3 separate regions of the Homo sapiens genome follow, and regions 1 and 3 are each linked to region 2. The links are chromatin loops, found by intact Hi-C in ENCODE. Cell type or tissue: heart right ventricle. All regions are shown on one strand.

What was found. Peaks named below come from ENCODE experiments on the same cell type or tissue, not always from the same donor. Only the 100,000 strongest peaks of a DNase experiment are listed, where the experiment ranks them.
Region 1: a loop joins it to region 2, with 2.0 times the contacts of the local background. A loop is called at or near these places in 5 of 110 quality-filtered maps.
Region 3: a loop joins it to region 2, with 2.0 times the contacts of the local background. A loop is called at or near these places in 3 of 110 quality-filtered maps.

The regions. Positions count from the first base shown.
Region 1 is chr17:9,173,483-9,181,482 of GRCh38, reverse strand. It overlaps NTN1 (netrin 1), which reads right to left. Exons shown (of 7, transcript NM_004822.3): 4 at 1,527-1,676. LOC101928266 (a long non-coding RNA gene) reads left to right here and starts at 2,365. Exons shown (of 4, transcript NR_110828.1): 1 at 2,365-2,554; 2 at 3,657-8,000. RefSeq lists an enhancer at 886-1,387. In heart right ventricle, no CTCF peak of the experiment used is centred here; DNase peaks (open chromatin) are centred at 4,032, 6,426 and 7,803.
Region 2 is chr17:9,288,164-9,296,163 of GRCh38, reverse strand. The region is part of intron 7 of STX8 (syntaxin 8); the gene reads left to right. Among named protein-coding and RNA genes, the nearest start is that of NTN1, 270 kb to the right of the region's middle. RefSeq lists an enhancer at 5,800-5,909. In heart right ventricle, CTCF peaks have their summits at 3,601 and 3,804; a DNase peak (open chromatin) is centred at 3,863; H3K27ac peaks cover 1,058 bases.
Region 3 is chr17:9,351,868-9,359,867 of GRCh38, reverse strand. The region is part of intron 7 of STX8 (syntaxin 8); the gene reads left to right. Among named protein-coding and RNA genes, the nearest start is that of STX8, 220 kb to the left of the region's middle. In heart right ventricle, no CTCF peak of the experiment used is centred here; a DNase peak (open chromatin) is centred at 3,180.

The sequences.
Region 1 (8,000 bases), 110 kb after region 2:
GTCCCAGCAGGAACATCCTGGAGGCAACATCTGAATGGTCCAGTCTAATCCTGCAAGTCCACAAATGGAGCCGAAGCCAATGGCCACAGAGTCATTGTGACCACCCAACCTCAGTGCCTGAGGTCAGCCTGGCTCTGGGATGCACACACAGGGCCCATGGCTGCCCAAGCTGGGACAAAACAGGGCACGAGTCCCCCAGGCACTGTCTGGGCACCTGTAGCTCTTCCCTCGGGAAGAGCAAGCGAAAATTCCAGGATGGAGCCCCAGGTTGTCCAAGGAGGGACAATGCTCTCGCCAGGCATCAGCCCGCCCTTTGTTAGAGGAGGAGAGAAGGCACAGGCTGGGAAATGAGAGTTCCCAAGGCTTCAGCCTCTGATTCAGAAACACCAGCTCTCGTGTCTAGGCTTGATTTTTCCACCTGGGAATTTGAAATGTTGGTTCCAACCATTTCTGAGCAACCTGAGAACTCCTAATTCCCTGACGGGAGACCTCAGCTTTCCCCCCATGTTTTCCGAACCCCAGATTTCCTCCCAGCTGTCTAAAAATGTTCACCTTGCAGAATCTGGATGGACAGAAGGATTTTGACAAACTGTGAGGCTGACAATTGGAGGTTGTTGTGAAGCTATTTCAACCTGCTCTGCCCTGGATGGGTGCTGAGCCCCCTCTACCAAGGCTTGGACCCTGGTCATTTGCTATTAGCGAGCCCCTGCGAACAGCTGTACGGAACGCCTCAGGGTTGCTATCATCCTTCATTAGGGACACAGGTGCCGTGCATGGAAGCCCTGCCCAGCTCCTCTCGAAGGCCCTGGGCTGTCCGTCCTTTCTGTTCTGAACCCACCAGGGGCAGGGGGAATGCCGGCATTCCGGCAATAGTGACAACAGCACTCCTGGAATGGGCCCACCCAGATCCAGGGTCCAGGTGGACAGTGAGAATGGGGCCAGTGCTGAGGAGAGGGGCTTGCTTTTCCCCAGAAACAGGAGACTCAGTGTTTGTCAGGATAGACAGCCTCAGACAGGCTGGCTCTGCTGAGCCCCCAGTGGCTTCTGCAAGAACTCTATGAGCTTGGGGGGTCTCCCACGTGGACTCACTGAGCATGAGGCCTTGAATGCAGGAATGCACATTGAAGACAGAACCCACTGAATGGGCCAGGCGCGGTGGCTCATGCCTCTAATCCCAGCGCTTTGGGAGGCCAAGGTGGGTGGATCACCTGAGGTCAGGAGTTCAAGACCAGCCTGGCCAACACAGCGAAATCCCATCTCTATTAAAAAGACAAAAATCAGCGGGGCATGAAGGCTTGCGCCTGTAATTCCAGCTACTTGGAAGACTGAGGCAGGAGAATCACTTAAACCTGGGAGGCAGAGGTTGCAGTGAGCTGAGATCGTGCCACTGCACTCCAGCCTGGGCGACACAGTGAGACTCAACCAACCAAAAAAGGAACCCACTGAACATCAGTGACTAGCATCCTCAAAAGCTCACTGTCCCCCACAAAGCCAGAGACTTGAAAAGCAGGGTGCCCCACACATACTTATGCAGGGGGCGATGGGAGAGCGGCTCTGCTGGTAGCCTTTGGCGCAGCGGTTGCAGGTGATACCCGTCACGCCGTCCTTGCAGGGACACTGGCCGGTGGTTTGGTTGCAGGTTTTGCCAGCAGCACCCACAGGGTGGCAATCACAGGCTGCAGAGAACACAAAATGGGAGGGTCAGACAAGGGGGAAGCGGCCAGTGCATCCCCGCAGAGCCTTCCCTACCCAGGGCTGCCTCCATGGACCCTGCCCTGGAGGAAGAGCAGCGATGGGGAGCAGGCCCAGCCAAGCCCAAACGCACTCCGGAAGCTCTGACACTGGCCACCCACCTACCTGGAAACGGAGAATAAAAACCAAAATGGACCGACCTGAAGAGACTGCTTTGGCAGCAGGAAAGTGAAATGCAGAAGCCCTTTGGAAGCCCAGGAGGAAGGCTTTCAAATACCTTCTCGGGAAGGCAGAGCCCGTAGCCCTCATCACGCCTGGGTGGAGGAGTCAGGATCGGGGGATACACCTTCCCTTGACAGGGTCGGCTTATGCGTTTTCACTCTGTCCTCAACCAGCTCCCTGCCCCCAAGTTTTCTTGCCAACCCAGGGCATGGGAGGAGTGGGGTTTGAGGCCTGGTGAAGCTCTGGGGTTTGCCAGGTTAGAGGGAGTCACAGGGAGGGGTGGCTCCCCCAGCTGCTGCCCCCCAACACCTGACCCTACTTTGCAGCCAGGCAGCCTTCTGAATCACAAAACCCATAAACTGTAGCACTAGAGAGGGTCACGGTGATCATTTAGCTTAAAGCCCTGATTAAATGTGCAAACAAAGACGGGAGAGGTAAAGGAAACTCCCAGAGCCTCACAGGAAGGGAACGGCCAGGCTGGGAGCTGAAGCAAGGCCCGGGATTCTCAAGCCAGCAACTACGGCTCCACAGAGCAGGCCCCCCACCCTCCTCCTGGGCTTGAAAGGGTGGAGAGGTGGGGTTGCCCACCCTGTCATGCTTCACGGAGGCTCTGTCGCTGTGTCCCAAGAAGCCAATTCTGGTAAGAGAGTAGCCACAGGACCTCAGGAGGATGTCCCACCAACACAGATGCTCAGGGCAAGAACAGCTATACCTGTAGGCACAGGACACCAGCGTTCCCTGCTAAGTCCTGCCTCCCTGAAGCTAGGCGGTGGCCTCAGAGTGTGGTGGGGAAGGGGAACACCGAAGGAAGAAGGCAAATGTCCTGCCCATGCCCCATCCTGGAGGCTGGAAGTGGGGAGTCGTCTGCAGTAAGGCGTCCGGCAGCAATTCCAGGTGTCCCCTCGTGGCTGCTAATCTGTTCCTCCTCCAAAAGGACCAAAAAACCCAAGAATGCAAGTGAGAGCAGAGGCTCTGAAGCAGCCAGATTAGAACTTCCCAGCAAGCACTGCTGGGCGTGAGCACGGGAGTCTGTGGCTCAAAACACGACCTCTCCCAGCCCAGCCGGCCTCGGGCCCAGGAGTGGCCAATGAGGAGAATTAGGAAGAGGAGGGAGGGAGGAAGGTGGAGAAGAGAAGAATGTGAGGAATTGTTTGTTGAAGTTGTGTCTGGACATGCAAAACCTCCTGGAATCACTCAGAGTGAGGGTCCCAGGGCTGGGGGTGCCCCCATCAGGTGGGAGGAGGGTGGGGGCACAGGCCCTGGCACGGGGGCAGCCTACAGGGCTCCCTGCCTGTAGGCTGATGGAACTGCTCCAGTCTTGCTGCTGCTTCTTATAGATAGAAGTAATGCTGGGTTGTTTTTCTTTTCTTTTGAGATGGATTTCACTCTTGTTGCCCAGGCTAGAGTGCAATGGCGTAATCTCGGCTCACTGCAACCTCCGCCTCCCGGGTTCAAACGATTCTCCTGCCTCAGCTTCCCGAGTAGCTGGGATTACAGGTGCCCACCATCACACCCAGCTAATTTTGTTGTATTTTTAGTAGAGATGGGGTTTTAACACGTCAGCCAGGCTGGTCTCGAACTCCTGACCTCAGGTGATCTGCCCGCCTTGGCCTCCCAAAGTGCTGGGATTACAGGCGTGAGCCACCGCGACCAGCCAGAAGCAATGCCTTTTGTTAGGAAATTGTCTTCTTAGATGTACCCTAAATTCAAGTTCATTCTCTGTTGTTTGTCTCTCTCGACAGTAAGAAAAGATCCAGCCTTGACGGCCCATGGAGACGTGCAGAAGAGGCGGCGGCGAGGAGGGGAGGCTGGAGAGGGTCTCTGACCTTTCCCTATGGTCTCTTAAATTCGTCCATGGTAGGAAGGGAGATGGAGCATGGGCAGTGCCTCTAAGTCGGCCGTGCGAATGCAAAGGGCCACAGCACAGGCTCCTACTGTCTTCGAAGCCCCTGATGCAAGCGTGAGCATCAGGGCCTCAGGCCGGCTGACCTCCCTTAGCCAGCTGGTAATCCTAAGATTCATGCCAAGACATTCTCCCCTCCGAGCTGATGGAACACAGCTGTGCACCAGTAACTTCTGGATCCTTGGATTTGGCTGAAGGGAGGTCACCAAAGGTTGCTCGGTCACTGCACGTTCAGAGCCAAGTCACACGTGGACACCCTCATTGGCCCAGGTTGTCTTTATCTTGGCAGCGGCCGACCCAGAGCAGACTCTGGGTGGAGTCAGGATGGTGCATTGTTCTCCCCCACAGCCGGTGACCCGCTTAGCTGCCTGGGCTGGCACCAGCTGAGGTCTGGCGGAGTGAGGGCCGTCCCCGGTAATGGCAGGGCCACTGTGTCTGCTGGGTGCGGCAGACGCTTCCTAAGGGCCCACTCTTTGGTTCAACATGAGCTGATGCTTGCTCCTGGGTTTCCAAATCTTTCTGAGATTCTGCAAGAATCTGACCTATTCCTCTGGTTTATGGAGGCAGCGGGCTGACTTGTGTTTCCCCACCAGCAGATCATTGTTCTAGGAAGGGAGGCAATCAGGGTCCCAAAGGGGCTGCCCAAGGCAGAGTATTCTTCAGCAGTAGCTGCCCCGTGCCAACTCCTGCAAACTCCTTAGCACATCCACACTCTCTCATACGTGTCGAATCCCTTGGTCCTTGCGACAGCCCTCTGAAATGCGCGTGACAGCACAGAGGAGGCCAGGGACCAGAAAAGACAACTGCAGGAGAAAGCTGGGGGCTGTGCGGAGAGGTGGAAAGAGCCTGGATCTCTGAGGGAACTACCCTTTCTAAATGGCCCCCTTTGTATTTCTTGTTCTGCAAGGAGAAATAAGCTCCTATCTTATAATATGATGTGGGTTTTCTGTTACCTGTACCCAGTGCAATCCTAACAGACTTGCCTGGAATTCATTCTCAATCTCCAGCCAAAGGAGATTACCCAAAGAACTTTTCCTAAAAATTCACAAATCGAGATGGCCCCCATTATACCCTGTGCAAAGTCTGAGTTTCAAGGTGTAGGGAGAGTTGACAGATGGCAATGCCATACTATGGCCTGGAAAGGGAGAATGTGACTGGCAGTGCCAAAGGAAGAGAGGCTGAGCCCAAGGGAAGACTCAGGCCCTGGCCTTGAGGAAGAGGAAGTCAAAAGCATCCTGCTGTAGTCCCTTGACCCTGAAATATACACAGACACAGACACATCAAAGTTCCTACTAACACACAGAGACTCACACATATTCCCAGAAACACACAGATACAAGCAGACTCCTACTAATTCTCCCTCCCTCGCTCTCATCTACATACATTGACTCACAAACACACGGATTCTTATCTACAAACTCACCCACGCACAGACATATACTCAGATCCACAAAGCCACACACACAGACACAGACACACAGGGCCACGGGGGGGCAGGGGAGGGGAGGTGTGGAGTGAGCTGGGGAGAAGGTGGCAGTTAGGTGAGTGGAGGTCTTTTCCTTTGCAGGGGAGGTGGTGGGGGTGTCTGGTGAGGGAGACAAAGAGAGAGCCTCCCTAATTCCTCTGAGAACGTGGTCTGGGTCAGAACATCTTCCGCCATAGGAAGCCGCTGGGTGGCTCCCATGTCCCTGGAAGTCAGCCACTTTTTTCAGAGGGAGGTCAATCCCTTCCATGGCAGGTCACCCCGTGTGCAAGGAGCAGGCAGCACCTGGCCATGGGAAACAATCAACCCGGGGATTTTTTCCATAAAGAGAAAGGTGAGGCCAGACGGAAGCCCAGGTCCCTGAGAACACGGCAAGATCAGGTTTCCCATGAAACCGCAGGCTGGAGAGCCTCCCAGTGAAGCAGAGAACCCACGCGGTCCTTGCTCTGGGTCATGAGACAGGGACAGACAGCTCAGGTGACCCACGCGCTTTCAGACAGGTAAGAGGGGATCCAGGTCTGGCGCCCCACCCTCCCAGTGACCCTGGGTTAGTGCCTTTCTCTCTCTGGACCACCGGTGGCTCACCTGTAAGGACAGAGGTCTCCCTCTAAAGTCCCACTGAAGTGACTTACAACTTAACAGGCTAAGGTTTTTGCCTCCCTGCTGGGTCCAAAGGAACCAGGGCAGCAGCCCCCACCCTTTGACCATCGCCCCTTCTGCTGCCGTTCCTCAGTGTCTTGGCAAGAGGGCAGGGGAAAGGGCTCCTGTTGCAGGGCACACCGGGCCTTCCGTACACCCTTACTGCTGGCCCTGCCTGCACCAGCACCCACCTGCATGGTGCCAGAATCTTGTTGAGATTTGGTTTGTCGGTGAAGAGAGGGAGTACCCAGGGACTTCCGAGAGCCCTGGCAAAGCTGACCTGGATGGCAGGTGGTTCTCATCGTCAGTTTCTTGTGCCCAAGTAGCTGCCTTTTCCCACTCCCTCTGACACTCTCTGAAGGGATCCCTGAAGGCTCCTGGGCTCTGCCAGGGAGGAGACACACTCCTGAGCCTGGCACCCTTTCCACTGAAGCACATACTAAGGCTTTCCAGAAGTCTGTCCTGGGCTCCTATCCAGAGGTCTGGCTACTTTTCCTGAGGACTCTGGCTCCAGGGGCTCTTGAGGTCAGGCAGGACCTTCAAATGGCAGTGATCCAAGGCCACGTGCCCATAGAGGACAGGAAAGCCAGCTGGGCATGAGCTCCTCTGGAGCAGCTTCAGGTAGGACAGGGGAGACAGAACAGCCACAGCCCCACCCTCACTTCAGACACCACCACAGCCACCACCCAGGCCTCTGGCCAGTCCTGAAGTTCCGCTTCTGGCCTGACCTTGTGCTATGGGCTAAACTGTGTACTCCCTGCCACACACAATGCTGATGCGGAAACTCTAATCCCCAGTACCTCAAAGTTGGATGTATTTGGACATAGGGGCTTTAAAGAGCTGATTAATTTAAAGTGAGGTCACTGGGGTGGAACCTGATCCAACATGACCGGTGTCCTTATTAGAAGAGGGCATCGGGATACAGATGAGTGCAGTGGAAAGACCCTGTGAAGACACAGGGAGAAGACGGTTATCTGCAAGCCAAGGAAAGAGGCCTGGAGCAGATGTTTCTTGGAACAAAACCAGCCCTGCTGACACCTTGATCTTGGACTTCCAGCCTCCAGAACTATGAGACATAAACTTCTGTTGTTTAAGCCAATCAGTCTGAGGCACTTTGCAGCCTGCACTGACTAACACACCTGTGTGGAGCCTCAGGTAAGCATCTTCTTCTCCAGGACCCTCCTAGGCCTGTCCTGTACTCATGGGAAGGAAGACTGCCCCACCACTCCACCAATCAGCTCTTTCATCCCCTGGCTCCCTGTGGAAGTCACCACCTTTGCTGGAAGAGGAAAACCTTCTCCATGGCAGGCCATGTCTCTGAGGGTCCCCAAAACCCCCACAGGCCAGCAGAGCAGCTCTCAGCTTCCATGATCTTTAGAGCCCCTGCTGGCTCTGATTCCCAACAGGTCTCACAGCTCACAGACCATCTGAGGGCTGTTCTCAAAAGGGCACTGGCAGAGGCCTTGAGCAGGAAGTGCTGCAGGTCCTAAGAGCCCTCAGAAGGCTGGCACGAGGTCAGAGAAGGGAGGCCGGCCCCATCAGCAGCCCCCTCCTCACCTGTACAGCAATGCAGGGGGTGCCCTCTGTTCCAGTCCAGAAGAAGAAAGGGCTCACACAGCAAGTGCTGAAGGCATCCCTCCCAAAGTCTGATGGGAAACTCCCTTCCTAGTCCTCACAAGACTTCCAAGGGACAGAGGAATGCAACAGACAGAGAAAACACCCTGCCCTGAATCCCGGGACATTGCCCCAGCAGTGAATGTGGAAATCTTGCCAAGTTTCCCCAGGGAGGGCTGAACCCTGGAGCCAATTGTGAGGCTCCATGTGACTCCAAGTCCTACAGCTCATGCCAAAGGGCTGCATCTGCCTGTGGCCCTCCTGGGCTGGGGGAGACAGTCTTCTCTGCTTTGAGTAGTATCAGTCTGCATAGGTGGACGCCATCCACAAAGAACGTAGGGGTAGACGAGGCCCTGTGGACAGGCCCCACGGCGTGGGCCAGGCTGCTCCCTGGCTGCTGTGGAGGTCAGGGAGGTCGACTGCAGCAGCTTGCTTGGTGCAGTGAGG
Region 2 (8,000 bases):
GGCTGGAGTACAGTAGCACGATCTCGGCTCACTGCAATCTCCGCCTCCCGGGTTCGCGCCATTCTCCTGCCTCAGCCTCCTGAGTAGCTGGGACTACAGGCACCCGCCACCGCCCCCGGCTAATTTTTTGTATTTTTAGCAGAGGCAGGGTTTCACCGTGTTAGCCAGGATGGTCTCAATCTCCTGACCTCGTGATCCGCCCGCCTTGGCCTCCCAAAGTGCTGGGATTACAGGCATGAGCCACTGCGCCTGGCCACACCTGGCTAATTTTTTGTATTTTTGGTAGAGATGGGGTTTCACCATGTTGGCCAGGCTGGTCTCGAACTCCTGACCTCAGGTGATCCACCTGTCTTGGCCTCCCAAAGTGCTGGGATTACAGGCATGAGCCACTGCACCCAGCCTCCTTTTTTTGGGGGGGAGGGGGGACGGAATCTCATTCTGTCGTCACGCTGGAGTGCGGTGGCGCGATCTTGGCTCACTGCAACCTCTGCCTCCTGGTTTCAAGTGATTCTCCTGCCTCAGCCTCCCGAGTAACTGGAATTACAGGCACCTGCCACCACGCCCAGCTAATTTTTTGTATTTTTAGTAGAGACGGGATTTCACCTGTTGGCCAGGCTGGTCTCGAACTCCTGACCTCGTGATTTGCCCGCCTCAGCTCCCGAAAGTGCTGGGATTACTGGTGTGAGCCACCGTGCCTGGTCCCAGCCTACATTTTCAAGATAATATCCTAGATTTGTTCATTTCTTTAATTTGTCTATAAACAATTATTGAATGTCTGCTACATGCTAGGGACCAGGACTATAAAGTTGACTAAGGTGGTCTCTTCTTTCAAGGGGCTCGGAGTCTAATAGGAACAGTTAGGCTTGTTTTAAAAAAGACTAAGTCAATAAAGTGTTATGGGTTCTAAGATAAGATCCCTTCACATAGAGAGGAGGCATCAAGGAAGAAATGGCTAGGATGAATGAGAAAGACCTCATAGAAGAGGTGACTCTGAGTTTTCAAATATAAATTAGTGTTGGCCAAGAGCCAGGGAGGTGGCAGGGCCAACAAGGCTCACTCCATTAGTCTGCTCAAGCTGCCATAACAAAATACCAGGCGGGGTTGCTTAGCCAACAGAAGTTTATTCTCTCAGAATTCTGGAGATTAGAAATCCAAGATCAGGGTGCCAGCAGGGTCGGTTTCTGCTGAGGCTTCTGTCCTTGGGTTGCAGATGGCTGCCTTCTTGCTCTGTGCTCACGTGGCCTTTCCTCTGTGCATGCTCAGAGTATGCAAGTTCAGAGAAGGAAAGAGCCCTCTGGTGTCTCTTCCTCTTCTTATAATGACATCAGTCCTATTGGACTAGTACCCCACTCTTATGACCTCATTTTCATTTTCATTACATTTTCAAAGTTCCTGTCTCCAAATACAGTTACATTGAGGATTTGGGCTTCAACATATGAATGTTGGGGTGATACGATTCAGTCCATAATGCTTACCAACACTAGAGTTTCCCTGGCCCCTAGTTCTTCCTTATGTTTCATCAATGAAGTACCCTCCTCTGCACACACCTTCTTAAGAATCCTTTCCCATGCATTCTTCCCATCCCTGGAAGTCTCTAAGGAGCGATTCCTGATTCCTGTCTGCTCCTTGTTGTCTGCTCTAAAGAGTGTAAGACTGCCAAAGCTCCTGTTTATGAAACGCCTGGCTTCAGATGTTCCACCCTCACTCAGAGCTGATCCTGATGGAGAAGCAACAGTTGCCTTCCATGCAGGAATCTTCTCTTTCAGTGATTCTGTTGTATTTCCAGCTTTCCTGAGCCATTGAGGCCCACCATAGGGTTTTGCACATAGTAAGGGCTCAGAAAATACGAGTTCTCTTCCTCTTTCACTTTATCACCATTAGGCCTTCCAGCCAGACTTCATATCTTTCCTTTCCTTCCTATCTTGTGTTACGCCATCTCTCTCACTAAGAGTTCTTTGCTGACCCTGGGGCCAAATTAGCAAGATGTGACCAACAGCACTGCAATAGACATCAGAAGACCCAAACCCTAGGCCACCTCTAGGCTAGCCGTGGAATCTTCATCATTTGCTTCATCTATAAGATGGAGAAAATAAGACTTGGGCCAGGGGCAGTGGCTCACGCCTGTAATCCCAGCACTTTGGGAGGCCGAGACGGGCAGATCACTAGGTCAGGAAATCGAGACCATCCTGGCTAACACGGTGAAACCCCGTCTCTACTAAAAATACAAAAAAAAAATTAGCCAGGCGTGGTGGCGGGTGCCTGTAGTCCCAGGTACTTGGGAGGCTGAGACAGCAGAATGGCGTGAACCCGGGAGGCGGAGCTTGCAGTGAGCCAAGATCGTGCCGCTGCACTCCAGCCTGGGCGACAGACAGAGACTCCATCTCAAAAAAAAAAAAAAGTACTATAAATGGTGACCACATAAAAAGTTAAACATGACATCTGGGGTTACTGCAAAGCTTAAAATGGATAACATATATGTCACGGTTCTTTGCAAAGTACAAAGTGTCGTATTCACTTCAAAATTAATGACAGTATTCTATTTTTATGGTAACATTTTCTGGGTAGACCGCCGGACCTTCTTACACCTCCTATCTCACTGTCATCACTTATCCAAGGACCTTAATCAGGTCTTTGAGAATTCTTCATAGCTACCTCATGCCCAAGTTATAATGTTCTCATTAAAAAAAAAAAAAGTCTCTAAAATTCCACATCTTCTGTGAGGTCCTCATAAGCTGATTACAGGTAGGGGATGACTTCCCCAGGAAGCCGTGTAAGGCAGTGGCTGCAGACACTGTTTTGAGGGGTCTACAATCTGACTTTCTGGATTGGAATCCAGCTCCATTGGTTACCAGCTGTGAGACCTCGAGCATCCCTTAGATACTCCTAGAATACTGCCTAGAAACTAGAAGTATTCATGGGATCTACCCAACATTGGGAGATTTGTGAGGGTGAAATGAATTATAGCATGTGTATTCTTCAGAACAATGCTTGGCACTTTGTAAATGCTCTCACTATTCATTATTATTTTTCTTTATCTACCTAGGAGACATGGAGGTCCCTGGCTGCTGTGTCCCAGTGGTTATTTAGTGATTGTACCCAATTCAATAATATTGGTGAAATGAATTTAAATTTGCTTAACCAACCAGTATCCATGATGATACCGGATATTCATGTTTTGTTCTATTTTCTGTCAGGTTACTTTAATCTGTCTTGAAAATAATCTTCCTAGAGTTGCTTGCTGGTTGGGTGTAAGGCCTTGTGTTTGGAGAGAAGATGGGGGGCATGAGAGCTGAATAGCTAGTGGCATCTGAGGACTTGGGGCATGGGAACTGCAGAGCACATTCTTAGAAACAGCCAGAGAGCATTCAGCGAGGGGAAGACTTGTTGGCTCAAGAGGAAATTCTGCTGCTTCCAAACCAGCTTGGTGAAGCAAGATGATTCTGCAAGCCCTAGTAAGCCAGGGCCAGGACTGTGAGCTGTGCTGCTGAAGGGGTTCAATGCCAAAGTAAAGAAAGGGGATTCTTTTTAGTTGGAGGTGAGAGGAGGAAACTCCTTCCTGTAGGCCTCAGAATAAAGCATGCTCGAGATTAGCCATTAGCAGGTAGCTGGAGAAATATGAGTGCCTCCTCTTTATTTTGTCTGCTGTAAAGTTATCTTTCTGAAGTCTGTGTTGTGTTATGAAAGAGACAAGTTTAATAAACAGATTCTATTTTTGTTCAAGCTGTGGCTTAGAAAAGCACCATAAATCTCTGAACTGGGAACCCACTGGGCTCTGTATGCCTGTCACTCTCCCTTCCACCACACGGTGGTGACACACCTAAGCTGCAGGTCTCCCACGCCAGTGAATGCTGAAGCCCCACGGACAGGCCCCACGGTGGAGACCGTGACACTGACTTCCAGGATGCCTTTGCTCTACCCTTATATCGTTCATATGTTTAGTACCCATTTATTTGTCTGAGGTTCTTCTTTGTGTAAAGGAATTGCCCTGTGGGCAGGGACTCCGTCCATCCACCTCTGGGCCAGTCCTGTACCTCCTGGATTCCCAGTGCCTCTGCCCCAGCTCCAGCAGCTTCTTCCTTAGCTCTAGTCCTGGTCTGGTTAGCTGGCAGCACCCCATCCAACACTCAGGAACACATCAACACAGGAGAAAATCCCACTTCTCCTTAGTTCAACTAAGGCAAGGCGGGAGGATTTGAAAGAGAACTTTTCCTTGGAAACAACACCAAAATATACACAAAAGCATAAATAAATGAATACGTTCACAGAGTTTAGCCTGCAGAACCAGACTTAAGATAAAACAGCAAGCAATAAAGACTGGCTAGCGGAGCCTTTGGACTGTTCAAAGCCCAGTTTCTTCCCCAACCTCAATCTCTAGGAATCTTGTAGGGCAGTTTAGCAAAGATAGCTCAAATCCTATCCCAAGATAGATTTTATTTATAATTTGTGACCTATGTATTCCAAAGAGGACATGGGTAGTTTACAATAAAAGATGTATGTATATATAAAATCTCAAAGCTGTTAAAGAATAGAAAATGTTTACATGTAGAAGAGAACGTAAATAAAATATGTCCAATTCCTAAACTAATACCATATTTGAGCATTAAATTTAGCACTGAGGATAGAATCTTGGAAAACCAACACAGAAAGGGAAATATGATGTGTACCACAATGGAAGTATTTAATAGGAAAGGAAAGAAACATACTTTTTTTTTTTTTTTTTTTGAGACCGAGTCTCACTCCCATCGCCCATGCTGGAGTGCAGTGGCGTGATCATGGCTCACTGCAGCTTCAAATTCCCAGGCTTAGGTGATCCTCCCTCCCTCCTGAGTAGCTGGGACTACAGGTACCCACCACCACACCCAGCTAATGTTTTGTGTTTTTAGTGGACACGAGGTTTCACCATGTTGCCCAGGTTAGTCGTGAACTCCTCGGCTCGGGTGACTTTTCGGCTTCGGCCTCCCAAAGTGCTGGGAGGTGTGAGCCACTGCGCCCAGCCAAAACATACTTTTTAAGAAAGGCAAGCTTTTTCCTGATACTGAATATTTAATCTCAGTAATTGAAGCATATAATTCTACAGTGATTTTATACAACACACACAAACTCTATTTGGTTGACAGTAATATTTGTTCGGGTTGATTCTACTTCTGGATCCTCATTTCTTCCTAGAACTTGTTCCATGTTCACCATGGCTATGCAACATTCCCTTTTTGAAGCTGACCTTAGGTAGTGCGGAAACCCCCAAAGGGTTGTCTTTTTCAGCAGAGGACATTAGACAAGAATGAGCCTCCCAGGGGACAGGGTTACTGCACCCTAATAAGAAGCATGTACGTCCTGGACTGGGTGGCAATGTGTGCCTTTCCCCTTTTCCAAACAGGAGCTTTTGGTAGCATCCTCAGGGCATTTGTCTACAGGTATATATCGGATATATTGGAAATAACTAAATTACTTGGTCATAATATGGAGAACTATTTATGAACTGGGTTGAGAAGATGACCATTAACCAGAGATCTGGGACTTGTACCACAGAGGCCCCTCCTTCCCTCGCTATACTGTAGCAAGATGTGATTTGAGATTTTTCTCCCGTTGGGAAGGAAGTGAATGCAGTTTTGGTTGTGCTTGGGATAATTATATTTTGATAAATGTATCAAATTTGCTTGAAATTGTATATACCTGTGTGTGTGTTTGTGCGTATACGCGCACACGTGCTTGCTGAGCAGCCAAGAGGAGAGTGTAATGAATGTGTGTTCTCTTCTGTCTCTAACACCCAATACCTGCGTGTTCCATGGCGTTCAGATGCAGGTGGCACTCACCCCCATCCTGCCCTACACCTGCCCTCAATCCACACACAGTGGCATGCATTTGACATAGACTTTCACCTGGTGATGAGTCAAAATAATGGCATAATTTAAAAAGACAAATAGTGCAGGGTGTATTTCAAAAGAGAAAACAGAAAGCAAGAGTCACCTGTTTCACCTTCCTTCCCCTACACCCCACTCTCCAAAGGAAGGTACTTTCAACTCTTTCACACTCTCTTCTTGGTTTTGCTTTCTTATTTCTAAATAATGTACTTGTACTGACATGACTCGATTTGCTTGCAATTCTAGAAGCTGTCTCTTAACTTCCTCCTGTGGGAAATGATTAGTTCTTTCATTGTCCGCCCACACACATGCTCAGGCACTCACACTTCTTTCTCTGTGCTACCAACAGAGTTAAACTACAATTGTTAGTTATCACTCATTGTTTTCATTTTGACCATATCAATATCATTAACAGAGCTACGTAGTTTATTGTAATTAGATCTCCTTTCTCATGCAATATTTTGTGTTTTTTTGGAACTTATTGTCATTTTTCCCTTTGTGTGTTTTGTTTTGTTTTTGTTTTTTTGAGACGGAGTCTTGCTCTGTCACCCAGGCTGGACTGCAGTGGCGCGATCCCGACTCACTGCAAGCTCCACCTCCCGGGTTCATGCCATTCTCCTGCCTCAGCCTCCCGAGTAGCTGGGACTACAGGCGCCCGCCACCACACCCAGCTGATTTTTTGTTTTTTTTTTTAGTAGAGATGGGGTTTCACCATGTTAGCCAGGATGGATTTTCCCCTTTGTCTATTATAATTCTTGCCCTAAATTACTACCAAACTAAAAAAAAAAAAAATTTGTGGGTATCGTCAGATGCACATCAAATAATCTGTCTTTTTTATATTTTCCTTGGGGTCAGCTCTCCTGGAGTCCTCGTCCTTCTAAACCAGTCCAAACTGGTAGCTGTCTAGGACAGCACTCCTCTGCTAGGCCTTCTTAATATCTTCTTGAGACTTTCCATCAACTCTTTCTTCTTTTGGAGCCCTTCATTCCTGGAACTCATTTTCTTGCTTGATTTACCCCCTTAAGCCTCCCCTAGCTTTCTAAGAAAGAGTACTTGGGAAATAAATTTTCTTGAGATAGTACTTGTCCAAAACTATCTTTATTATCTCCCTTGTTGTTGATTGATTGACTGCATATAAAATTTTAGGCCGGAAACAATTTGCACTCCAAATTTTGGAGGCATCTTGCCTTGACTACTAGCTTCCGGTATTGCCATAGAGAAGTCCAGTGCCTGTCTGATTCCAGAACCTTGTTGTACATCCTATTTTGCTCTTAGGAGCATCTCTTTAGTCCCAGCATCCTAAATTTCACACAGAAGGCCTTAGCATAACTTCCCCGCTTACCCCCGTTATTGTGTTGGGTATTTTGTGAACGCTTCAGTTTGAAAATTCATGTCCTTCAGTTCTCAAAACATTTTCTTATAGCTTTCATGATTACCTCCTGTGTTTTCTCTTTTCTTTCCTTCTGCTGCACCCCTTAATTGGATATTGGGTTTCATAGTTTAATCCTTGAATTTCCTTATTTTCTCTTCTGTCTTTCATTTTTTGGTTGTTTTGTTCATTTCTTCAAGTGAGTCTTAAAATTCTTCCATTGAAATTCTTTTATTTATTTATTTATTTATTTATTTATTTTATTTATTTATTTCGAGACGGAGTCTCACTCTGTCACCCAGGCTGGAGTGCAGTGGCGCGATCTCGGCTCACTGCAAGCTCCACCTCCCGGGTTCACGGCATTCTCCTGCCTCAGCCTCCCGAGTAGCTGGGACTACAGGCGCCTGCCACCACGCCCGGCTAATTTTTTTGTCATTTTAGTAGAGACGGGGTTTCACCGCGTTAGCCAGGATGGTCTCGATCTCTTGATCTCGTGATCCACCCGTCTCGGCCTCCCAAAGTGCTGGGATTACAGGCGTGAGCCACCGCGCCCGGCCCATTGAAATTCTTTATAGCTGCTGTCTTCCTTTTTCACTCCAAGGCTTTCTGATTTTTTAATTTATTCTGTTCTAATTTCATAGATATTACATATTTTATCTCTATGATAATTGTAATTATTGTTTCTTTCACATTTTCTTCTGTTCTTTGCGTTGTATCTTGTCATTGGATTCCTTTTTCTGTTTTTTTTTTTTTCAGGGGGAAGGTTGGTTTTT
Region 3 (8,000 bases), 64 kb before region 2:
TCACCTTTGATCCCTTCCCTGAAATTTCATTAACCAGAGAAAATTAAAACTCCTATCACAGTCCAGGCACGGTGGCTCACACCTGTAATCCCAGCACTTCGGGAGGCCAAGGCGGGCGGATCACGAGCTCAGGAGATCGAGACCATCCTGGCTAACACGGTGAAACCCTGTCTCTACTAAAAATACAAAAATATTAGCCGGGCATGGTGGTCGGCGCTTGTAGTCCCAGCTATTTGGGAGGCTGAGGCGGGAGAATGGCATGAACGTGGGAGGCGGAGCTTGCAGTGAGCCGAGATTGCACCACTGCACTCCAGCCTGGGCGACAGAGCAAGACTCTGTCCCAAAAAAAAAAAAAAAAAAAAAATATGTCTCAGCATTGTGGAATACCAGGAAAACTCTTAAGTTTGTGGGTGATGGGAGTTCAGAGGAGCCCTTCAAGGGATTTCTCTTTGGGGATTTCAGGCTCTCTATTCAACCTTTCTTCCCAGGGCCAGTGTGTTTATCTTGAAGGTGATAACTTCCACAGAGAGTAATACCTCTTTTCCTGCGTATTAACGCCCAAAGTCAGGCTCAAGAGCCTTAGTTCCACCTGAGGTCAGGAGTTCAATACCAGCCTGGCCAACATGTTGAAACCCCATCTCTACTAAAATTACAAAAATTAGCCAGGCGTGGTGGCAGGCGCCTGTAATCCCAGCTATTTGGGAGGCTGAGGCAGAAGGATCTCTTGAACCCGGGAGATGGAGGTTGCAGTGAGCCAAGATTGCGCCATTGCACTCCAGCCTGGGCAACAAGAGCAAAACTCCATCTCAAAAAAAAAAAGAAAAAAAAAAGCCTTAGTTCCACTGAGAGGATGCTGGATATAATCCCACCCAGGTTTCCCTGTAGCACTGGTGACCCCCAAGGGGCTGGGGACTATTACATGTAAGCCAATCAAATACAGCCATAATGTTCCCATCCTTAAATCACATCTCCTGCCCTGGGGTATTGGGTGCTCCCGGAGTTTCCTGTACTCATCCTCACTTCTCTCTTTGTAATCTTTTCCCCCTACTCTCTCCTTTCCTGTTTTCTCTCAGTTCCAGTCTTCCTCCCTTAATTACTGTCCTCTCTATTTATCATCTTGGTCAAGAATATGCCTTTTAAAGGCCTCATGCCCAAGCTGCATCCCACCCTTCAGCCAGCATTCCTAGCACCCTGCCATCCTCCGGTTTCTTTTGTGTGGCCTCACCAGCCGCTTTCTCTCCTCAATGTGTCACCGAACATGGGGCCATCTGGAAGTGTGTTTAGAAGATAACGGAGCACAGGAATAGTCCCAAGAAGTGCATTTAAAAACTGTTACTGTGTAATAACTTTATGATACATTCTGCCGCATCCTCTTAAAAATACCTTTTGTATCTGTTTTCTTGTCATTTCCATTATGCCTTTTAAAGTGGGTTGAAGACCGTGAATGAACAACTGAGTGGTGTACCATGGCTGCCCTTTTGCAAAATTGAAGACCTTTTTTTCCCTTCTGTTTAGAGACAGGGTCTCGCTCAGTTGCCCAGGCTGGAGTGCAGTGGCATGGTCATACCTCTGTGCTAAGCTATCAGGAGGATCACTTGAGCCCTGGAGTTCGTCCCCTGTAGCTGAAACTACAGGTGTGCACCACCATGCCCAGCTAATTTTTTTGTTTGTTTTTTTGGTAGAGATGAAGTCTCGCTTTCTTACCTAGGCTTGTCTTGAACTCCTGGTTTCAAACGATCTACCTTGGCCTCCTGAAGTGCTGGGATTTACAGGTGTGAGCCACTGCACCTAAAAATTGAAGACTGAAGCAGCCTTCTCCCAACTTGGTTTCAGCTCCTTATTAAAAGATGTTTTTGTGTTCGGTCATCTTAGCAGCATGCAAACCAGTTTTCTTATTTTTGTAGCAGTCAAACTTTACAGAGAGGGCTGTTGTGCACTTAGCTACTTATTCTGGAAACTAATGGAAATCCTCTTGAATTTGGGACTTCACATTAGAGAAACTGTCATCTTCTAGAGATGTATGACTTTGTCAATAAAACAATTGAAATCAGTTTGTACTTTTGCAATCATAACCATAGATGAGGCATTGCGCCCTTCACTCTTTCTGAAAATTAAGACTTCTGGAGTATTTAAAAATTTTAATTTTTTATATTTTATTTTATTTTATTTTTTTGAGACAGAGTCTCACTCTGTTGTCCAGCTGGAATGAAATGACATGATCACAGCTCCCTGCAGCCTCAACCTCCTGGGCACAAGAGATCCTCTGGCTTCAGCCCCCTAAGTAGCTGGGACTACAGGTGCACACCACCATACTCAGCTACTTTTTGTATTTTTTGTAGAGATGGAGTTTTCTACAAAACCACAGGCTAGGCTGTTCTCAAACTCCTGAGCTCAGGTGATCCACCTTGCCTTGGCCTCCCAAAGTGCTGGGATTACAGGCGTGAGCCACCGTGCCTGGCCAGTCTTTTTTTCTTCTTATTTTTTAAATCCCTCAGAGAGGTTCCGTCAGTTGGGAGCCAATCAGGAAAAAGAATAACCATACTAGGTATTTCACTCAGAGGAGACAGAATGCAAACAACTTGTTAGAATACTGTTAGAAGGGCCGGGCGCAGTGGCTCACGCCTATAATCCCAACATTTGGGGAGGCCAAGGCAGGCAGATCACCTGAGATCAGGAGTTTGAGACCGCCAGCCTGGCCAACATGGCGAAACCCCGTCTCTAAAAATACAAAAATTAGCCAGGCATGGTGGCACATGCCTGTAATCCCAGCTACTCAGGAGGCTGAGGCAGGAGAATTGCTTGAACCTGGGAGGCGGAGGTTGCAGTGAGTTGAGATCATGCCACTGCACTTCAGCCGGGGTGACAGAGCAAGACTTTGCCTAAAAAAAAAAAAAAAAAAAAAAAAAACTGTTAAAAGGATGGAGAGAATGAAAAGGGGAAGGTGCAGTAATCCAGAAATTAGTCCTTGTGTGAAGCAGCTGCCACCCTTAAGCCTAGGAGAGCAAAGATGCAAATGCGCTGCTGCACACCACAGTACTCCTGGGATTGCCGCTCAGCCAGTGCTAGAGATGCCTAGGACCTGGCCCCTGGGCTGCAGCAGAAGCAGGCCTGCCTTGCTCGTTCTGGGACTGCCAAAGAGAGGCTGCCACTGCCATGGGGAACACTGTTAGAATACAGACACTTGCAGAGATGCTGCCAGAAGCAGATGGGGAAAGAGAGGAAGAGGAACAGCCTCACCCCTCTTCTTGCTTTCTGAACTCCTGACAGTGCCTTATTTTGGCAGAACATAACAGGAAGCCAGCTGGCAGGGGAGCCTGGGAAGGGTAGTTCACAGACTCCAAGCCCCAGCATGACTGAGCAGAGAAGGGCAGGTGTGGAGCTGGCAGACACCAGGTCATACCTGGCATATAGGCAGCTTACATGGGCACCACTGAGATGTGCAACATATATTCTCCTGACAATCATCTGACATGTTTTTCCAGCCTTCGATGTTTCTTTCAGAATTATTGGGTTCTTCGTGGACCTGTTGAACTGAAAAAGGTTTTTATGTATTCTCATGGACCATTTGGTTAGAGCTATTCTTAAAGTCATGCCAAACAGTGAATTTCTGCAAACCCCAAAATGCAGACATTGTTTTAATAGAAGAAACAGTATTGTCACACTGAGCTACTGGAAGGAACGATGCTATTTCTACTGCTTGACAAATGGACCTACCACCTACATATTAAGTAATTTTAGATGTGAACAAATGTAGAACAACTGAACTTAATGTCTTCTAGTTAAGTTGGCTTACATCCCTCAGCTACTTCCTTTCTTTCTCTCTGTAAAAGAAGGAACTGAGAGGTGGTCTGTGAAAAAAAGCAATGAATGGGAAGGATCAGTGGTCACTCCTGGCAGTTTCAAAGTTGAAGAGATGGGCTGGGCCTGGTGGCTTTTGCCTGTAATCCCAGCACTTTGGAGGGCTGAAGTGAGCGGATTGCTAGACCCCAGGAGTTCAAGACCAGCCTAGTCAAAATAGCGAGACCCTGTCTCTACAAAAGTTTTTAAAAATTAGCTAGGTGGCCGGGTGCAGTGGCTCACGCCTGTAATCCCAGCACTTTGGGAGGCTGAGGCGGGCAGATCACGAGGTCAGAAGTTCGAGACCAGCCTGACCAACATGGTGAAATCCCATCTCTACTAAAAATACAAAAATTAGCCAGGAGTGGTGGAGCGCGCCTGTAATCCCAGCTACTCGGGAGGCGAGAGGCTGAGGCAGGAGAATCGCTTGAACTCGGGAGGCGGAGGTTGCAGTGAGCCGAGATTGCGCCATTGCACTCCAGCCTGGGCGACAGAATGAGACTCCGTCTCAAAAAAAAAAAAAAAAAAAATTGCTAGGTGTGGTGGTGCATGCCTGTAGTCCCAGCTATTCAGGAGACAGGCGAGAGGAGATTGCTTGAGCCCAGGAGGTCAAGGCTGCAGTGAGCTGTGATTGTGCCACTGCATTCCAGCCTGGGTGACAGGGTGAGACCATGTCTCAAAAAAAAAAAAAAAAAAAAGTTCCACAAAGTAGAACCAAAAGACACAGGAAGATATCAAAATTAGAGGATCCATCCAAGATCGAAAGAGTAGGAATGCCACAATGAGAAAACAACAGTCAACAAATTACCAAAGGAAATAATGCCAGAAATTTCCCAAGAACTGACAGACAGGAGTAACCATATTTATTGAAAGAGTCCATTATCAATATCCAGCTTAAGAAATGAAATAAAAAAAGACCCATGTCAAATCACAACATAATGAAATTTCAGAGCACCCAGTTAAAGAGAAGTTTCTGCCTCCCTAGGGGTGGGAGGTAGGGGACAACAGATTACTTTCAAAGGATCTGAACTTAGAATGGCATCCAATATCTCAGCAAAAACAGGGGTGGTAGTATTGCAGGAAGCTACTGACAAATATTAACCCTAGAAAGAAGATCTGGGAGGACAGAAACAAGGGAGAGAAGTAAAGACAACTCCCAGGATGACAGCAGTGGAAGGCTGCACAACAGACCAAGAGAACAGCTGTTCTAGAATAGAGAGCTAGAGCTAAGAGGGAAAATAGATGGTATGTTTTCCTGCGTGAAAAATTACACTGAGTGATTGCTGAAGGTTATGAGATTTAGTAGGAGGGATTTCAAGCAATTGAAAAAGAGAGGCAATTATTAATCCCAGGAAAACAAAAAGTAATACAGAAATGGAAGCACGATTATAGTATGTTAAGAGTAAATATGGGCCGGGCACGGTGGCTCCTGCCTGTAATCCCAGCACTTTGGGAGGCCGAGGCAGGCGGATCATGAGATTAGGAGATCAAGACCAGCCTGACCAACATGGTGAAACCCCGTCTCTACTAAAAATACAAAAATTAGCCAGGCATGTTGGCACGGGCCTGTAATCCCAACCACTCGGGAAGCCGAGGCAGGAGAATCACTTGAACCCAGAAGGTGAAGGTTGCAGTGAGCCGAGATCTCACCACCGCACTCCAGCCTGGGTGACAGAGTGAGACTCCATCTCAAAAAAAAAAAAAAAAAAAAAGTGAGACAATTATTAATTCCAGGAAAACAAAAAGTAATACAGAAATGGAAGCATGATTATAGTATGTTAAGAGTAAATACAAACATAGCCATGATAACGTAATTGTTAGATGTTTGATTTAATCAAAATATATGATTCAACTATAGGGTAGATGGGAGATTGAAGAGGTGGAGTACAAGAGAGCTAAATACTCCTATAATGAAAGAGAAGGTGACTGTGTAATATTTAAAATTGATGGAATTTAAAGATTATGGTATGGGCATATAGTTTAAAAGTGTGGAGATAAGTAACAGAAGAAACAGCCAAAATAAGTGAAAAGTGAGTGCTTTTGATGAGGAGGAAAGTCAGAAGGAGCAGGTAGAAATCACTGGTTTTTATTATAACCTTTTTTTAGGATTACTTGACTTTTTAGCTTATACATTAATCATTTTGATAAAATAGTTGTTAAAATTTTGAAGCTCTTTACATTTGTAGGTTCTGTTATATCTTGAGAAATAAACTTACAAATAGGAAAGAAAAATCTGTTAATTTAAAATACAGAGAATGTATTCAGTAAAGAAGAATGTAAGTGACTTAAATATACTTTACGCACCCTTAGTTGGATATTTTTAAGGACATTGAATTGCAGAAATCTTGAATTCTACTAAGTAGATTTATTGTTTAGAGTGATATTAGAGTAATTCTGGATCTGCTTTGTGTATTAGTTGGGGAGAGTAAGTGAGTAAATATATTGATGTTATTGGGAACTAGGGAGATAAATAGTGAATGTGAATGAGAAAAGTAATAATGATCTTTATGGTGTTTGGTTTGAATTGGAAGTATCATGGTGGGCTGCTACTTTAAGTAAATAAATACATTGCCCACTTTAACCACTGAAAGCATGTAGAAGCAGTGATACTCCTGTAGTAATGAGCACAGTTTACACCCAGTTCTTGGTTTCTAAATACTATTCACTCCCAAAAGAAACTAAGACTCTTTGCAGGAGCAACTGAGTCTAAATCTGGGACAGGAAGATAAAAGGCAAGCCTAGAACATCTTGGGTCTGAGATCAAGGAAGCGCACAAACAATGATGGGGCTATGTAAAAGAACACAGGAGCTGACTTATAGGGACTCCCACAGGTCACATTTGGGGCAGTCATGCCTGTAATCCCAGCACTTTGGGAAGCCAAAGTGTGAGGATTGCTTCAGGCCAGGAGTTTAAGGCCAGTCTGACGGTCAACATAGTCAGACCCCGTCTCTACCAAAGAAAAATTTAAAAACTAGCCTGGTGTGGTGGTGCATGCCAGTAGTCCCAGCTACCAGGGAGGCTGAGGCAGGAGGATCACTTGAGCCCAGGAGTTAAAGGCTGCAGTGAGCTTTGATCACACCACTGCACTGTTGCCTGGGCAACAGAGTAAGACCCTGAAAAAAGAGTCTGAAAAAAAAAATGGAGGCAATTGGAGCAATAAAAAGAATAACAATGTTAATGGATTATAGATACTGAACTTGAAAAATGCATCCATGAGTCCATGAGTTTGCGTATCCACAGTGATACTTAAAAAAAAGTGGGAGTAAGGGGGAGGCCGAGGCGGGTGGATCACGAGGTCAGGAGATCGAGACCATCCTGGCTAACACGGTGAAACCCCGTCTCTACTAAAAAAATACAAAAAAATTAGCCGGGCGTGATGGCGGGCGCCTGTAGTCCCAGCTACTCGGGAGGCTGAGGCAGGAGAATGGCGTGAACCCGGGAGGCTGAGGCAGGAGAATGGCGTGAACCCGGGAGGCGGAGCTTGCAGTGAGCCGAGATTGCGCCACTGCACTCCCGCCTGGGCCACAGAGCAAGACTCCGTCTCAAAAAAAAAAAAAAAAAAAGTGGGAGTAAGGATGGGGAGAGGCTCTTTCTCCCAGCTAAGATATATTAAAAAAAAAAGATAAAATTAGAAAAACAGCTTTTGCAACCACCAGTAATTGTTTCAGGATTGACCATCAATGCCAAAACTATTGGGTGAAAAGATATGGGAAGCAGGATAACCACAGTCTGAAAGTATCACCACACAGATTATTTATTAATTATTAAGGAGGAAAGACACTTGAAAAAAGTGATCAAACTTAGCATCACCAGGAGTATGACAACCTGGATTATGAAGCCCCAAGTTTTTTTTTGTTGTTTTTCTTTTTTTTTTTTTTTAGGCAGGATCTTGCTCTGTCACCCAGGCTGGAGTGCAGTGGCACAATCGTAGCTCACCGAAGCCCTCCATCTTCCAGGCTCAAACAATCCTCCTGCCTCAGCCTCCCAAGTAGCTGGGACTATAGGCGCACACCACCGTACCCAGCTAATTTTTTGTATTTTTTGTAGAGATGGGGGTCTCACCATGTTGCCCAGGCTGGTCTTGAAATCCTGAGCTCAAGTGATCCTCCCAAGTCGGCCTCCCAAAGCGCTAGGATTACAGGACACAGTACACTGCTCCAAA